Regions from separate parts of the Mus musculus genome. Here region 1 is linked to region 2. A link is a contact called in ENCODE Hi-C data. All regions are on one chromosome and are shown on one strand. Each heading gives the region's core, a stretch centred on a gene start or an enhancer-like site at or near the end of the contact. The rest is flanking DNA. Distances are from core to core; before and after follow the strand shown. Region 1 holds the start of Pkia (protein kinase inhibitor, alpha). Region 2 holds the start of Zfhx4 (zinc finger homeodomain 4).

The links. Hi-C counts contacts between places; a loop is a spot of excess contacts on that map.
Region 1: a loop to region 2 is called in a map of gastrocnemius, with 5 times the contacts of the local background. The contact joins the promoter of Pkia here to the promoter of Zfhx4 in region 2. A Hi-C loop is called at or near these places in 2 of 37 maps with a recorded cell type or tissue (T-helper 17 cell and gastrocnemius).

What each region holds. Positions count from the first base shown.
Region 1 is chr3:7,364,261-7,368,118 of GRCm38, reverse strand. It overlaps Pkia (protein kinase inhibitor, alpha), which reads right to left and starts at 1,515. Exons shown (of 3, transcript NM_008862.3): 1 at 1,367-1,515.
Region 2 is chr3:5,216,324-5,219,811 of GRCm38, reverse strand. It overlaps Zfhx4 (zinc finger homeodomain 4), which reads right to left and starts at 1,258. Exons shown (of 11, transcript NM_030708.2): 1 at 885-1,258. All of the region lies in intron 1 of 2700069I18Rik (RIKEN cDNA 2700069I18 gene), which reads left to right.

The DNA of each region.
Region 1 (3,858 bases), core at 266-2,765, 2.1 Mb before region 2:
TGAGTCGAACATACTGTCATCTTCAAGTATGGAGATGACAGCTCTTCTTATATACGGAATGTTGGCCCCCAGATTCCACACAATCCAGTTTACTGCAACTACTCTGTAGTTGAGGCACACATTTGAGCCACCCACTACAGCCATCTTACCTGCTTCATATCTTACTCAAACTTATGTCCCCAGCTGAGAATAAGGGCTTGAGCTGGGGGTGGAAAGGGTAGTGGGTGGGGGTAGCTCATGTGTGTGAGGGTATGAGGAGCCTGTACATAAGGAGACAATCCTGGGCATGCTCAAATAATCAAAGTCTGAGATTGGGGTCACCTTGGCTTTCTGTCTGCCAACAGGAAAGCCCCAGCTTAGGGTTACTGAGGAAACCTGAGGCATACACACTACTTGGTTTTGGAATGGTTACACTAAACTCTGACAGCTAATTTTCTTACACCCCAGCTGAACTAGAAATATTTGGAGAGACTGCCGTTTCCTTTTCCTGTACCCATGTATGCAGAGAGAACAGTCTGCATAGCCCAACATATTCTGTTATTCCACTCAAGCAAGCCTTTCGTTAGCCAACCAGGGTGACAGCAAGAAAAACACTTCGGGAAAACCATGTCTGTCCGGAGCTGAAAGCGGGACGTTTATTCCTTTGTACAGCTACAGGGGTGTGTTAAGGGAAACCCTCTGTGAGGCACAGCCCTTCTTGGGTCCTTAATGAACTCAGTCATGGAACTGAAGAAGGGAAAAAGACGATGAGATACAGCATCTCTGAAAATCAATGAGCTGATTGGCAGAGAAGATGGAAAATAAAGGTAGAAGTTGCCAAGTGCAGCCCACCTTAGGCAGAACTCGGGAGGGGAGCGAAGTTCTCACTGCACCCTGACTCCCAAAGGAACTGTATTGAAGCAAGCAGGTGTCATGACATTGAGATGAGAGAAGAAACACACAGGTATCACACCAGAGATGACAGAGAAGCAAGGAGGACGTGTAGGGGAGAGATTACGGATTACTGCCCTAACTGCTTCAAAGGACACACGCCTCCCAAGCCTGAGAAAGACTGATGGAAAGTAGAAGACACAAAGGTTAAATGGACATTCAGACGGTTTTACATTTCTAATAGTCATCAGTGTTTAAACCAACCTGCTACGGAAATGGCTGGTCGCCTTTAAGAGCTGGGGGCTGAAAAGCCCCTTTGTTTCTTCCGAACACCTCTTTTCCCATTTCAATTCAAGGCTAATCAACCTTTCACTCCCTTGCTCCATTTCCCACTGTAGAATGCAGCGGGTTAATTCTTCTTTCCCGGATCCTACAAAGCTAGCCCCAACCAGGCGGAAAGCCGTCTTGGATCGGAAAGCGCGGGTCAGCGGCTTACCTTCAGGATGGAGAGACGCGTCCCGGCTGCCCCTGGCTGCAGTCCTGCCCGCCTGGCCGCGTGTGCTGGGCTCTGGGCTCGCAAGGCCCCCGCCCCACCTGCAGCTGCAGCGGCCGCTGGCTACTCCAGGCTGGCTGCATGAAGTCATCGCCCGCCGGAGCAGCGCACTCGGTGCGAACCGCGGGGGGAGACTCGCCGCTCTGTGTTCCAGGAATTGCGTCTGCCAGCTGCACCCGAAAGACGCTGCTCCCCGGAGTGGAGGCTGATTTTCTCTGACCGATTTTACACCCGCAGCATTGCCGGATTGTGCAACAAAACAGAAGGGGCAAACAGACCTTCTTTGCAGAGAGTCCTTGATCTCCGCCCTCCCCTGTCACTATCGCTGTTTGGATAGCTCCATCTGACTGTGTAGGTTTCCCACCCTCTCCATCTTCCTTATCAGTACTGTTCATTTCGCCGAATCTGAGGGATGATTGTCTATTGAAATAAACAGTCATATACTCCGAAAATATTAAAATGGGCAACCGGCCTTTTTAAGAACCCTCATAACATGAGTCATTTGATTTTTAACACAGAGTAAAAACAGTTATGAACGCTGAAGATTGTGGACTTCCATTTTCTTGCTATTGTGATAGAATGGGGTTCTTCCAACCCAGTGAAAGGAGGAGAGCAGTGAAATCACCCAAGGACACTGAGAAGGGTCATTCCAGGATTTTAGTTCTGTTTGCTAGTGGACAGATGCGCATCCCAGCTCTCTCCTTGTACCCTACAGTCCTTGCTTTTGGGCTAGACTGCCTGGGTGAAAGCAATAATATTTGAAAAAACAAGAGGCAGATTTCACATCTGCAGATACCTGTAACTCCCAAGGGATTTCTCAGAATTTCCCTTGGTGACAAACTAAGCATGGATGCACACAAGCCTCTTGTCCTTGCTTCCTTAAATTGGCTCTCCCTCCATGCGTCTGTAAGACCCGAAAAGCCTTAGGTCCGTTATGTCCCACACTCACAGAGACGCAGAGACAAAGATTGATGCAAAAAACAAGAGGTTTATTGATCCAGCATGCTGGGGTCATCCTGAAATCAGGATAGAAGCAACCCCGAGTAGCTAAAGCACACACCTTTTATACATTCTTAAGAGCAGTTTTCAGTCACAGTTTAGCAGTTTATCATTAGTTAACCTTTAACGGCATTAAGGGGACAGACTTAAGGACCGGAGACATTGAGTGGGTTTTTCTAAACAATCAGAGGACTATCTCTTAGCGCACCTTGCAGTGAGGCAAATTCTGGGAAAAGAACATATTTACTTAACTTTTTACAAGAGTGGTCATTTTGAGCTACCACAAATCTTGCACATCTCCTTTTGCTTCCTTCCAAGGTACTGGCTAACCAACAGTTAGGTGATTGGTAGTACAAAGGGCGAAAGGCAGCTTAGGATTTTCTCTTTTTGGTGCTTGGCCAGGGTTTCTTTTCCAAGCAAGTCATTTCCAAGCAGGGAGTTTCCTTATCACTAGTATTCTGCAGTGTATGTGCCTCATTCCTCATATCTTGGCCTTCCTCGTGAGCATCATTAGAGGTTGCCAGTATTACCCTGGGAATCTGTCCAGCATAAGGGCAAGGAAGAAACTAAAAGACAAAAAAAACTTCATACTCCTCTATCAATTCCAGAAGAGAGTCAGTAATAGAGCCACCAGAGTTAACAAAAAACAAAATTAATAATTCTGAGAATTATTAATGCAGGATTAATTAGTGCAGGATGTATACACTTGAAATTTGAGACAGCTTAGTGCATCTCTGCACTCATTTTCATAAAATCAAGCCCTTTCTCCTATCACAGATTGCTGGATTCTTAGCTTGCATCATAGAGGTATATGCCTCTCGTTCACAACTGCAGAATAAGGCTGAGAAGTAACATCTTTAGTTTCACTAATATGTGGCTGGCATTAGCATTGAATGTGCACTTTAAACAGAAATGTGGGAAGAAACCACAGCAGTGTGGTGGTTGGATTAGGTACAACCACCACAGTCTCCTGTATTTGAATGATTGGCCTGTAGAGAGTGGCACTATTGGGAGGGAGTGTTTTACTGTAGAGGCCACCTTTAGCTCTAGTCAGTGTGGAATCCAGTTACCTTATCTTGCCTTCAAATGATGATGTAGAACGTCTGCTTCTCCAGCACAGTATCTGCCTGTACACTGTCATGATTCCATCATGACGATGCTAAACTAAACCTCTGAAGCTGGAAGCCAGCCCTAACTAATGCCTTCCTTTGTAAGAATTGCCTTGGTCATGGGTCTCTTCACAGCAATGAAACCCTAAGATAAGCAGTGAACATACTGTAATGTTGTCACTAGCAGAAATAAATAATCCCTTAATGTGTTTTTATAGCTATATCAACATATTGTTACTTTTCAGTCTTTAATAGATGCCATGTTTAGCACACTGTTGATGAATAGGCAAACTGAGGAATTAGTACAGATTTCCATATGTCCTCCTC
Region 2 (3,488 bases), core at 9-2,508:
CTGCGGACATAGGCCGGGAGATCCCGCCTCCTAACGGACCTACCAGGTCCGCAGCGCCCGTGCAGCCAAGAGCCGCCAGGGCCTGCCGCTGCCGGCCGCGCTCCGCAGACCGGTGTCTACCTGCAGCCAAGCCCCGCGCTCGCCCATCCTCCCGGGCCCGGCGCCTCGCGCGCACCAGCCCTGGCCTGCCACAGCCCCGCGCAGTGAGTGCCCTTCGGGAACTTGAGAAAGGGTGGAGAAGGGAAAAGGAAGATGAAAAGGAAACCGAGAAGAGTACAGGGGAGGATCAAGGGAGAGGAGAGGAGAGGGGGGCTGCGAGCCCCACCGACCACTGTCCAAACTTTCGGAGAATGTGTGCAGAGGAAACATCATCTCGATGGGGTGCAGGGACGCGGAGCGAGCGAGGACCCCAGATAATGTCCGAGCCGCTGCCGAAATGACAGCTTCGCCGGATCACCAGAGTGTCTCCGGCTCCCGAGGAAAGCAGAACCCGAAAAGACTGAGAAAAAGACAGAAAACTGCTCGGCCGAAAGTCACTTAATACAAAAGTTAAATCTTGAAAAGCATGCCTCCCCCCCACCTCCAGCCCCAATCCCCCCTCCGCCTGTGCCTTCTCCCTCCCTCAGCAGAGCAAATCTTTGAGCCAAAAAAAAAACGGGGGAAAGAGATGGAAAAGGGGGGCAGAGCGGAAGAGGTGGTCGGGATGAGGGTACGTGTGCTAGGGCGAGCGGTAGCAAGCGATCTAGGGGTAGAGAGGCGGAGAGGGAGAGGGAGAGAGAGTGAGCGAAATATCAAAGATTGTGCAAGATCAGGCTGGAAAGATAATCGATACTCGACCTAAATTTAACACAAACTACTCAATAAAAGTTAAAGAAAAAACTTACTTTCCATTTCCCTGCAGTTCCTACTCGATCTTCGCCTCTTTTTTGTTTTGCTTTTATTTTACGTACAGCTGATCACATCCAAGTAAAACGAGAGGGTTCATTAAAAAGAATAAAAAATAAAAAAATAATCCTCGAACTTTATTGGGTGAAAATAAAAACGCTGGAGCAAAAAGTGGGGAGCACGGAGCGGTCCTCGGGGTTCCGGGAGGAGTTAAAGCATGTGCCGACCGCGGTCTCGCTGTTTGCTTGTGAAGGGGTTGGGAAAAGGAGGAAAGGAAATGAAAATCCGATATGTCTTTATTCTGCTAATTATTATCGTTTTAGCCCTGTTTAAAAAAAATGGCTGATTAAGTTGAGTGCGCATGTCTTTGTGTGTCTATTCCCGATATGCACTCTGGGAATGAGAGAGGAGAGCGAGGGAGAGGGGGAGGGAGGGGGGAGAGGTGTAATTAGTGAGGTGATCAACATTCCCCAGACTGCAAATGACGCGCAGCCAGGACTCAAAGCAGCCTGGGAGCCTCGCGACTTCCAGGGCTCCTAGCGTTGCGGCTGGAGCCCTGGACGAGGCGACTAAGGAGACGGAGGATGGGGACCTCCGGGGCTCGCACCCCATGCGCCCCTGCGCACAACTCTCAAACTTCATTAGACACACACGAACACACTCTCACACAGAGACAGCAAAGAGAAGAATATAAAAGCACAACTCATTCCTAAGAAATGCCTTTTTAGAGTTCTAGATTAAAAAAAAAAAAAACAAAAACAAAAACAAAAAAAAAAAAAACCCAGGCAAAATAATTACTCTCACACCAAAGATATGTTTACCAGGGAGCTTTAAGGAGAAATACAAGTCAAGGTAATTAAGAGCTTTTCTCTGGGTTGGTTTATTCTACTACGCACTCAGAAGTACTTTAACAGCTAAATACTAAGGCCTGAGCAAATATGCAGATGTATGTAAATAAAGAGTGCCAGTCAGTGTGAGCAAACAACACCCAGTTCAACCTCTTTCAAAGGAGAGATTTCTCTCTGGATCCTCAGGCATTCTATTTAAAACTATATCTTGCACTTGCATTTACGCTAGAGAAAACCTACAAGGGAGGTGGAAGTGGTTAGTTTAGTCAAAGTAAACTTCCAAATGAGAGTAAGTTCGGGTTGTAAGAGTGATACTAGGGTACAGCCTAGATTTTATGTAATATTCTTGAATATTTTATCAGAATCGCATAAGTTGAATGTAATGGTTTAAAAGGACTTATGGAAGAAAAGCTTTCATCTTTCTAGACTGTTCAGTTATCTTTCTGGAAGCACATTATGATGAATTTTAAAACCCCAATACAGATCTCATTAGAGTGAAATATATTTGGTATTTTCTGGTGCAAAATTTAAGGTGCCTGATTCTCATTTGAAAATCTAATTATCTCTTTCCAATATTACAGATGTGAATATGAGTGACACTTTCATTAAAAGATAATTAACTAACACTCGGAATAGACATACTTTTAAATACCCCCTACTGAATGTGGGATATATATATATATATATATATATATATATATATATATATATATAATATATCTGTATATATATATATATGAATTGCATCTTGATACACTACTACACAAGAGGTCATAAGTAGACACCATCTATGTAATATTTTAAAACCTGGAATCATATAATGAAAATAAGAGTAACCAATCAAATGAGCTGCAAACAGGAAACACCAGTGCTGCCCAGCTTCCTGAGCAGGTGAGGCACCAGCCACTTCTGAGCTGACAGGCCTTTGAAGTTTTGGATTGCCAGGATCTGCTTCAAAACCTTGTTTTAGTCCTTAAAAACCAAAGGTACCAAACAAGGTTTATAGCAACAGCAAGATTTGTAGCACATCACTGAGAGTTCAGAGACAGTAAATATGTCTTCCTGGGTCTAATACCCTTGTCCTATCAGTGTATACGCCTTACATCCTAGGACAAATGCAAATAGAACAAAACATCTGTGTGGATAAAATTATACTCCTCCCTGCAAGATCAGACCTAGGCCCATATCTGAAAAGCTGCTTGCATTCAGCAACTAGCTAACTTTACAATGAAAATTCAAAGCAGAGAATAAAACCTAGATGTGGTCTTTGGTAAGAGGAAAAGGCAATGCCATCTTAGAAATCTGGAGTGGCTACATGAAGCCGTGTTTTAGAAACCAAAGCCACTAAATGGCAACAGAAAAGCAAATTCTGTCTCAAGAGACTCCTATTTCCAACATCTTTGGGAAGAAATCTGTTCACAGTGAAAGAGTTTCTAAGATTTTAAAGTTATTTTGTTTATAGTCGCCCTACCTTCACACAGCAACTTCACCAGGAACCCTCCCATTGCACCTTAGTAGGGTTAAGAAACATGTTGCACACTGGGGGCGGGGGCGGGGGCGGGGGGGGCTGGGGGGGGGAGAGGATGTTTACAGAAAAACACCCTAGATAAAGCCATAATAATAACAAACTATCTGAGGTGTCTGCCTGGAGAAAAGGGGTGGACTTTTCACGAGACTAAGGGGAAATGAAAGCAGGGGAAACTTTCAAGTTGAAATCAGCAAAAATCAAGCCTTTTGCTGGAAAGAGCTCAGTGT